Linked DNA regions of Homo sapiens: region 2 is linked to region 1. The links are chromatin loops, found by intact Hi-C in ENCODE. Cell type or tissue: PC-9. All regions are shown on one strand. Each heading gives the region's core, and the rest is flanking DNA. Links, peaks and the distances in the headings are about the cores only.

Region 1 (5,382 bases), core at 329-5,328:
TCAGGGTGGTCCACTCCTTGACCACACACAGGTTCACAGAGACCTTCAGGATCTCAATGTCTCCTGTGAGCTTGGCGTTAAGTGTTGAGCTTCTAAAGCACATCCCAAAATAATTCCTGGCTAGCACACGTGTATGAAGAAGCCAAGGCCCTTCCAGAAACCTGCCTGATTCCTGTGCACACTCCCCACTCCTAGCCTGAGGAAAATCAAATGTTTCCTTAAATTGGGTAGCTTCTGTGTCTTCAACTCCGAAGACTTAACCTCCATGCCCCTCCTTTGTGAACGCAATCTGGGAAAACTTTTGTACTAGGTGTCATGGATGAGAAAAGAAGCTGGAAATACCAGTTATTCCTTTCTTAATAACTGACCTTGTTATTCAGCTCTTCAGAAGCCACAGGAAATTTTATCCCTCTCCTCTCTAAATCCCACCCCCACCACATCCACTGGCTGCCCTGTTCTGTTCTGCAGCATGGAGATACCCAAAGCCCAGTCTTGGCAGTTGTCCCAGTTTTCTTCATCCTGTTCATGACTCCAAAGAAAACACATCTCTCACTCAACAACAAACTGGCAGTTTCTGTTGAGAACTCAGATATTTTCCCAGAGTCCGCCGTAAAAATAATAAGGTTATATTTTAATTTTAAATTATTTGTTCATGCAGATTCTTTTGGAAAGACCTTGCTATAGTTTTGTTGATCATACAAAGAACCTTTTAAACAAAATATTTTCCAAAAATATAGCAGGCTTCCTTCTGCTGACACAAATCTCAAGAAGAGTCAGCATTTGTTATAAGGCTCTAAACAAATATTTATAAACCCTGCTTAAATTTGTTTTGAAACTTGCATAATTTTGGCAATCATTACTCATGCTAGTATCATCACTCAGGGCTTGGCATTAACGTTTTCTTCAAAATATTTTACTTTTATAGTATAAATTTACCCTATATTGCCAAAGATGTATTGGACAAGGGTGGTCATCACTGTACTGTGCTGAAACTTGGCTTCATTTTTGAAAGAGTGGAAAATTTATCAGAGGAGTTTTGGGAAGATGAAATATTTCAGTGATCTAATCCCATAATATTTATGACCTCTTACAACTAGTAGTGATTAGGCCCCACTTGTGACCAACAAACTAAAAATTTACCCTCATTCTATGAATAGGATTTTATTTTAAAATAATTATATTATGAAAACATAAAAAATATTTGAAACAAAAAACTTGTGAATATTCACATACTTCATTGCCCATTAAGAACAGTTCCACCAATGCCTAGTTGACTTGTAACAATTTGTGTGCAGCAAAAATAGAGAGACAGGGCTGGAGTGCGCTTGTTCTGCATTAGACTAGGCTAATGAGAAAATGCTAAAGGTGTTGGAAAAGGCAAGAGCCAAAGAAGCCTTAGAGAGAAAGTTATGATTGGGGGTTCAGAATAGGAGATTGAGGGCATAGAAGCTACAAGGCTTGCTGCAGAGCAGGCTGAGGCTCCACAGAGGAGGAGAGACAGGACTCGACCAGGTGTTGCCTTGGGGCTATGTATGAATCTCCTGTACAGACTCCAGTAAGGAGTTCTTAAGTGTTCCCTTTTTTAAATTTAATTTTTGAATAGATTATACTTTTGCAAGGTTCAAAATTTTTAAAGGTCCTGTAGGTTTTATCAGGAAAAAGTCTCCATAACACTCCAGCCCCAAACCACCCAGTTCTCATCCCCAGAAGCCACCAATATTATCAGTTTACTGTGTGTCCTCCAGAGCTATTTTATGCACATACAAGCAAACAGACATTTGTATATATTCACTCTCTCTTTCATTTTTTTTAAACAAGTAGCAGCTTGCTACATAAATTATTTTGTATCCTGCTTTACTCTCTGTAAAATATCTTGGATATTGTTTCATTTTATTAGGCAGATTCTTCATTCCTTTTTTTTTTCAGCTGCAGAGTATTCACTATAGCAAGGTACAAATGGTTTTTGGTCAGTTTCCACTTTTGGTTGCTTTGATCATTTGCTATTATATACACGATGCTGTAAATTTTTAATTTATTTTGTGTCATGAACCCCTTTGGCAGTCTGGTGAAGCCTATTAATTTCTTCTTAATAAAATATTTTCAAGTGCATGCAAAATTCTCAGGATTAAAAGGAAACCAATTATGCTGATATATAGGTATCAAAATATTCTTTATATAAACATTTATTTAGAAATATATGTACTTATTTATTAAAACTTAATAAGATCTAGCAGTGGATCAAATTCTTGTAATTTCAAAATATGAGTGAGCATAAATGCTGTTTCAAAATATCTGCAACAATTGTAATGTGATGTAAAATATCTGTGATTTTATTGGTAACAAAGGCATAGGCTGATACTATCATGGTTTCCTGCTTGCTTTCATAATTAAAGGAAATGACAAATTTTACTTAGAGTTAAGAAACCCTGCCTTATACATACATCATTTCCCAAACACTCAAGTGTATGTGTAGGGTATATTTTTAGAAGTGTTTTAAATTAGCAACTGCAAATAAATTTATAATTGAATACATATTGCCAAACTGCTGAAAATGCAGTCGTTCTACCAACACTGAATAAGGGTATGTTAACAAGCATTTTAATCCTTGCCAATCCGAGAGATGAAAAATAATATTTTGGTGGTTTTATTTTGCACTCTCTTGTCAAAAGCAAATTTGAACATCTTTTCATATATTTATGAACCATCTTCTTTTCTGTGTGTTCATACCCCTTGCTCATTGTACTATTGGTTTGTTAGCAGGTTTGCTGTGTTGCAAACGCCAGGGGACATCAGTCACAGAGACCTGAATGTACACAGCACCCCCTGGAGTTGGCAATGCGGAGGCTCTGGCTGTTGATCCCAAAGAAGATTTAAATTGCAGTCCATTATATTTTTCTCTCAGACTTCTGTTTCTTTGAATATTCCAAATAGATTAAAATATAATCTGGAATCTTAAGTGCCTTAGTCTTATTTAGGTAACAATACTATCTAAGAAAAACTCTAGAAGAATTCACAACAAATTGCTAACTATAGTTATCTCTGGCAGAGGAAGTAGCATGGGAAAGGCGTGGGAAAATTTTTTACTTTGACTTTTTTTTCACCTGTGTACTTATGTATAATTTGTGTGGAATAAATAAAATAATAAATATACATGATAAAATTTCAAATAAAAGTTAAAAAAATTACGGGGCACTCCTCCTTGAGCCTATATGATGGTTTTGAAATACTATTCAAAAAGAACCAGGACTTCTTAGAGAAATGACTGAGTGCAGGTCTCGGGCAGGAAATGTACAAGATGAGCCTGGCACCTCTTATTAATACCACATAGCAAGAAAGGTACGAAGATGACTAGGGCCATGGCAAAAGGACTCATGAACTAACTTGAAGAGGCTTCTACTGACCAAAGACAGAGCAACTTAAGCATCAATAAAGATAATAACTGCAATGGCTATGATGAAATACATTATGAATGCATAAAGTTCATACTAATGTTAAACAAAATGAAAATTAATTGGTCATACTGGGTAGATGATGGGGAACTAACAAATTATTTTAAAAATTGGTAAATCCAGGCAAAGAATCTAGCATTTATTGTAACTTTTTTTTTTTTTTTTGAGACAGAGTTTTGCTCTTGTTGCCTAGGCTGGAGTGCAATGGTGCGATCTCGGCTCACTGCAACCTCCTCCTCCCGGGTTAAAGCAATTCTCCTGCCTCAGCCTCCCAAGTAGCTGGGATTACAGGCATGCACCACCACTCCCGGCTAATTTTGTATTTTTAGTAGACACAAGGTTTCTCCATGTTGGTCAGGCTGGTCTCAAACTCCCGACCTCAGGTGATCTGCCCACCTTGGCCTCCCAAAGTGCTGGGATTACAGGGCACCCGGCCCTATTCTAACTTTTTAATGCAAACTGAGTCTCCAGGTCATCAAATAATAGACAAGGAGAAGTTTCCTTTCATAAAAAGTAATCCAGCTAATAAATTAAAACAGAATGAGAAAATTCATAATTCCTAATGAATGATTATACCCAGGCATTGGCCACCCACAGCTGTGAGCTTTACCAAAAGGAAAACAACTTGGCCTTAGGTGCATCCTAATGAAAAAGCGCAATCCCACATAAAAAGTGGTTTTGCCAAATACAGGAAAAAAAAAAAAGAACCAAAAAACTTTGAATCTGATGAAGTGTCCAGGTCCAACGGCCAATTGGCGTGTTAAGCAATAGAAGAGGTTTCCAGTCTGTGGACTGCGGGAAACTCTACAGCTTTCTTCAACAAAGCAACTGAAAGGGAGAGAAAAAGAGGTAGGTGGAGGGGAAACTTCAGAGACTATCAACCAATCATGATACGCAGACCTTATTTGGATTTTGATTCAGATATACAAACTGTATAAACAAAGCAACTTTTATAATATTTACGAAACAACTGGAAATTTCAACACTGAAAGGATATTTGATGATATTAAAGAACTTGTTTTACTAATTTGTAATATTTTACATAATGCTATGAGGATTATGTTTTTTCAAAGTGTTCATTCTCTTCTAAAGATACTAAAAAACAGATGAAATAATACTATATCTGGAATATGCTTCAAATAATGTGGGAATAGTTGAGGTATCAAAGCAGATAGATTGGTCACGGATAATTGTTGGAGCCAGGTGAGGGAAATCGATGGGGCTTTATATTATTCTAATTTTGTATATGTTAAATTTTTTTTAAGTAAACAAAATCATTAAACATCAATTTGTCCTGAAAAGGGACATTGTATCACAAGAGGGTCTGAGAAATACCCTTTTGTTTTGTTGGTTTTTTTTTTTTTTTTTTTTTGCCAAATTTGGCAGTAGGGAGTTGAACTAACTCATTTCTTTTAGGCCCTATACATGTGTTGGGATTTTTTTTAATCGGAATTTAAAAATTCATGTTCCTTATGGATCAGAAATGTTCCTGTCTGCATTCCATAGGAAGCAGCAGCAATGTCGTCGGGCAGCCTGGGGTTCGGGAGGTGAGTTGATGGGTTTGGAGAAGGCATGTGCTGACTACGGGCTTCCCTGGGAAACAGATTGTGGGTGGAGATGAGCTTGCAGGTTGTCTCTCAGGGAGTGCCCTCAGGATCATCCCTATGAGGGGAGAGGAGTGAGAGAAGCAGGGCTGGGCAGCAGATGAACTCTGATGCAGTTCAACGGAGGCCTCGGCCAACCCCACAGACAGCTGTGGAGCTAGGATGGCCCTACCGAGTTTGTCACTTGAGGCAAGGAAGCCAGGTATAGTCCGCCTCCTCAGTGGTTAGAGATGGCTTCTCCTCAGGGAGGGGCCATGGCTTGGGTGACGCAGCTTCCTTAGGCAGAGGGCAGTCCCTGAGAGAGTCTGGGCTGTGGATGGCTAACACTC
Region 2 (5,382 bases), core at 71-5,070, 120 kb before region 1:
CTTGCTGAGTTTCTGGCATGTTGAAGGCACTAAATAGTCATAGGAAAAACAAGGATGAAGAAAACTCAACCCCATGGTTTAATCGGGGCCATACATTATGGGACAAAGAGTTATAGGAGCTCAAGGTAGAGAAGGAAAAGAGTTGTGAACAGTCGCAAATAGGTCCCGATGTCTGAGCCTTATTCACCAAGGAGTTTCCCAGGCATTTCAGGTAAAGGAGACAGCCTACCCGAAAGCACAGAATTTTAAAAGAGGAGTGACAAGAAGGTCTATGGCCCTGGAGAGCGAGAGTGTGAGGGCAATAAGGTGGGAGCTGAGACCGAACAAGGTTGATGGAGAGTAATCCGTGAAAAAGTTTGTATGCTTTGAGTCAGAGTTGGAGTTTATCCTATACAATAGAAGCCACAGGAAGATTTTTAATAGTAGAGTGACTTAAAGAAAACAAGTGAAAAAGTGAAGATGAACCAAAATGGAGAGGAGTTGGCGGCCCTCTCCTTGTACAAGGATCTATTTGGTACTATGAGCATAGGAAGGAATTGAAACCATGGCCTCTGCCTCCACAAAGCTTATATACTACTGTGTATTTAGCACAAAGTTAATGCTAATAAAGATTAGGAGAGAAAGATCATTTGGGGCTTGGTGGTGAGGTAACATCAGGGAAGCCAAGGCAGAGACTTCTGGGAATGGAAAACTGGTAAACAAAGGCACAGGAGGAGAAATGGAAGGGAAACAATATATGCTGACAACCTACTGTGTTCTGGAGCTAGGCGTCATTACTTCCTATATGTGTGTGTATTTTTATTGGAATAGGATTACACTTTAAGAGTCAGGTAGGCAGAATTGACATCTTTATAATTCTAAGTCTTTCGATTCCATCTCTTTTCTCAGCTTTCTCAGAAATGAGATCTGAAGATGAGTAGACAAACAAACGAAACCCTCAGTAACCTCAGTCTTGGAAGTCAGGCACTAATGCCAGCACTATCAGAAATAATAGATACAATTGTAATCTCCTGAGATCTGCTTAAGCTTTTTAGGTCTCATTCTTTATTCTCTTTACCTATAAAAGCCTCCCTTTGCTATGGTCTAAAACTCTCCCATTCTATCTTCTTCCTTAGTGTTTGAACGAATGTTCTACATTTGTTCATGTACACAAACACACACTCTTTTTTTTCTATTTTTTTTTTTTTTTTTTTTGGAGATGGAGTCTAGCTCTACGGCCCAGGCTGGAGTGCAGTGGCATTAGCTCAGCTCAGCTCACTGCAACCTCTGCCTCCTGGGTTCAAGTGATTCTCCTTCCTCAGCCTCCCAAGTAGCTGGGATTACAGGCACCTGCCACCACGTCCAGCTAATTCTTGTATTTTTAGTAGAGATGGCGTTTCACTGTGTTGGCCAGGCTGGTCTCAAACTCCTGACCTCGTGATCCGCCCGCCTTGGACTCCCAAAGTTCTGGGATTATAAGCGTGAGCCCCTGCACCCGGCCCACACTCCTTTTCTTAAAGCACTTCTGAGTCTGATAGCTATAACAGACAGGAGGTTGAGAAACTGATATTTTAACTCTGACTCTAACCTTTATAAATGGCATAACTTCAGCAAGCCAAATTACAAAGCATATTTCTCACTACCCAATCAGAAAAGCTGACACTTCTACCATTAGGATTAGAGTACTCTTTCCAGAAAAAGCCCCCCACCTCCACCAAATATCTTCCCTGGGGAATGATAATGTGATCAATTGGGCTACAAATGGAGAAAACTAATTTGTGGGCTTAGCAGAAGTTAACAGTCATTACTGTCTGCACTCTAGAATGAGAACCAATTTATGGGATTAGCATAGAGCAAAATAAGAGTTTCAGAGTACCAAAATAAGGGTGAAACATTAATTGGGGAAGAGGAGGCCCGGCACATTCCACGTAGCATATTGAGTCCTGGAGAAGGTGAGGTGTGTGAGCACTAGTAAAATGCATGTGTGGGCAGTCTCCTTTACAATTCGCGCTGGGCTTCATTATGACAACAAGTTAAGAAGTTCAGTACTGTGCAGGTATTCATTAATGCCGTGGCCTTAGCCAAGTTTCTTAAAGTCTCAGAACTTAAGTTTCTTTCTTTCTTTTTTTTTTTTTTTTTTGAGATGGAGTTTTGTTCTTGTTGCCCAGGCTGGAGTGCAATGGCCATGATCTTCTCTCACCGCAACCTCCGCCTCCTGGGTTCAAGTGATTCTCCTGCCTCAGCCTCTGGAGTAGCTGGGATTACAGGCATGTACCACCAGGCCCAGCTAATTTTATATTTTTAGTAGAGACAGGGTTTCACCATGTTGGTCAGGCTGGTCTCGAACTCCCGACCTCAGGTGATCCGCCCGCCTCGGTCTCCCAAAGTGATGGGATTACAGGTGTGAGCCACCGTGCCCGGTGGGAACTTCAGTTTCTTTACATGTAAAATTGGCATAATAAAAAAGGGAGGGGTACAATGAGAGAGTGGTGAAGATGAAGAGAAGTGACTTATGTGAAAACCAGTCGTTCATAGATGGTCAATAAATATTCATTCCCTTCTTTGAGCTTTTCCTTCTCTTGGCCCAGGCCATGTCTTTCTCCGCAGCGTTTACCACCATCTAACAGTGAGAGATAACTTACTTTTCGATTGTCCCCCATTAACTTGTCAGCTGCATGAGAGCAGGGATTTTGTTTGCTTTGTACCTAGCACCTTGAGCCATGCCTAACACGGAAACCTTTCCTTTGGACAGTGCAATCTTGGGCTTGTTTGCTGTCACTTCCATGACTTGCATTTATGAGGTTTTTGGAAAATGTTCCTTGATGAGAAAATATTCAAGAAAAATTGGATTATTTAGAAAGATGGGCAAACCTGCTCGCGGAGAAATTATCTGCTTAGTGACCTGTTATCTGCTGCCCTCTAATGGCTGAGCCGAGTCACCATTAGCAGGCGGCAGGTGGCTTTGTCATGGTGTAGTGAGTGACCAGAGCCTGGCTCAGGGGGTGCAGCCGACCAGGGCTGGGAATAGGATGGGGCATTGCTGAAGGGGGAAGGAGAAAGACATGCAGAATACAGACGTGTTTGTTTCCTTCTTTGCACTGACCTATGTGTCCTTTGGTGAGGAGTTCTATGGCTTTTGAGTCAGAATAAAGTTATTAAGTACAAAGAGAAAAAAAAACAAAAAAAACTAAAGTCATTTTCAGAGCAGGGTTCACAGTAGAGTCAATGGCTCACCTGCCTTAGAATTTCCCAAGTTGTTGGTGTAACTGTGAATTTCTCAGACCTCCTGAACCTGAAAGAGACTGAGGTCTGAGACTCTGCATTTGTTCGGTGAGCTTCCATGTGATTCTGGTGCAGTCAAGTTTGACACCTAAGGAGTAATCTCCAATTTTTTTTTTCATCATGGAGCCCCGATGTATGTATGTTTGCTTGTTTATTTTTTAATGTTATAAATTAAATACAAAATGACTGTTCTAGTGTATTGTGTACATTATAAAACATTCACAAAAATGGAAATTTTTAAAGAATAAAAAAATACATTAAAGTTTACATATGAACTTCCCATGCCACATTTTGGATGAGTATAATTTATGATTAAATGTTATGTAACTGATCCTTAGGGTGATTATGATGGCACAACATTCATTTTCCCAAGTTTGTGGCCCCAACATCAATAGGCAGCAGGATTATCTGCAGAGGTTTTATTTCTGCTTCAATAGCATCACGGGAATTCTCTTTCTTCCCCTCTCCCTGTTTTTCTACCTCTCCACAATATTCACATTTGATGCTGGGAAAAGTTGTCATGTTTACTCTCTTTACCAAGCTGATGCTCCTAGTATTGCAATTTCTTGGTAGGAAACTGAGTGTGGACTGGTAAGGGTGTTGGCATCATATAGCCTGCAATGCCCAGGTGCTTAAGCAAACACAAATATACACCCTTGGGACTACTCCAAGACTGAACCAGTTGCAAAATCATCTCCTGTGAAACCCTGCCTAGAAAAAGCTTTCAATGCATAATTAGACTCTAATCTGGCTCTTAATTTTTCTGGGGTCATGGATCTTTAAGAATGCGATGAAATCTTCAGGCTCTCCAAGGCTGGGAAAAAATAATTCATGTGACCGTAGGTACTATTTAAGAGAGTGTAAACACTTCTGCAGTTCTCAAAGTGTGGAATCTGGGCTGGCAGCATTAGCATCATTAAGGAACTTAATAGAAACGTCCAGCAGGGCATGGTGGGGTAGGTCTGTAATCCCAGCATTTAGGAGGCCAGTGTAGGAGGATAGCTTGAGGCCAAGATAGGAGACCAGCCTGGGCAACACAGCAAGGCCCCATCTCTACAAAAAGAAGGAGGCTGGGTGCAGTGGCTCACACCTGTAATCCCAACACTTTGGGAGGCCAAGGCAAGTGGATCACCTGAGGTCAGGAGTTCAAGACCAGCTGGCTAACACGGTGAAACCCTGTTTCTACTAAAAATACAAAAAATTAGCCGGGCGTGGTGGTGTGCACCTGTAATCCCGCTACTCGGGAGGCTGAGGCAGGAGAATCACTTGAACTCATGAGGCGGAGGTTGCAGTGAATGGAGATAGCACCATTGCATTCCAGCTTGGGCAACAAAAGAGAAACTGTCAAAAAAGAAAGAGGAAGAAAGAAAGAAAGAAAAGAAAGAAAGAAAGAGAGAGAGAGAGAAAGAAAGAGAGAGAGGAAGAGAGAAAGAAAGAAAAGAAAGAAGGAAAGGAAGGAAGGAAAGAAAGAAAGAAGGAAAGAAAGAAAGAGGGAGGGAAAAGAAGGAAGGAAGGAAAGAAGAGGAGGGAGGGAAAGAAAGAGAAAGACAGCTAAAGAAAAAGAAAAAGAAAGGAAAAGAAAGAAAAGAAAAGAAAGAAAAAAAAAGAAGCAATACTCGACCCCCAAGCCTACTGAATCAGCAACTCTGGGGTGGGAGCTGGCACTCTGTGTTTAGCAAACCCCCCAGGACTCGAGTTTGAAAACACTCCAGAACAGTTCTCCAACCTGCTTCCTTATTAGAATCACCTGGTGAGTTAAAAATAAAAAGGACTGATGTCTGATGCCTGGCCTCCAAACTCACTTAATTAAATTAATATACCTGGAAGTGGGGCGGGAATGGACACTGGGATTTTTAAAAGCTCTGCAAAGGAGCTAAGCTCTGTAGACCCAGGCTACTTTTCTCTCCTCCTCCTCCTCCTCCTTCTTCTTCTTCCTTTTAGAGACAGGATCTTGTTCTGTTGCTCAGGCTGTAGTACACTGGTGCAGTCATAGCTCACTGCAGCCTCGAACTCCTGGGCTCAAGTGATCCTCCTGCCTCAACCTCCCAAAGTGCTAGGATTACAGGCATGAGCCACTGCGCCTGGCCCCAGGCTACTTATGACAACTCCAAAACCAGAGCA

Evidence for each region. Peaks named below come from ENCODE experiments on the same cell type or tissue, not always from the same donor. Only the 100,000 strongest peaks of a DNase experiment are listed, where the experiment ranks them.
Region 2: it touches region 1 in a loop (8-fold over the local background); 2 of 110 quality-filtered maps call a loop at or near these places.

The regions. Positions count from the first base shown.
Region 1 is chr3:149,390,980-149,396,361 of GRCh38, reverse strand. It overlaps LOC105374151 (a long non-coding RNA gene), which reads left to right. Exons shown (of 3, transcript XR_924574.3): 3 at 2,761-2,950. Among named protein-coding and RNA genes, the nearest start is that of TM4SF1-AS1, 16 kb to the right of the region's middle. In PC-9, for the core only: a CTCF peak has its summit at 2,797 (motif pointing left); a DNase peak (open chromatin) is centred at 331; H3K27ac peaks cover 2,898 bases.
Region 2 is chr3:149,510,000-149,515,381 of GRCh38, reverse strand. No RefSeq gene overlaps it. Among named protein-coding and RNA genes, the nearest start is that of TM4SF4, 38 kb to the right of the region's middle. RefSeq lists a silencer at 2,816-2,915. In PC-9, for the core only: CTCF peaks have their summits at 2,714 and 2,918 (motif pointing left); DNase peaks (open chromatin) are centred at 2,891 and 4,021; H3K27ac peaks cover 862 bases.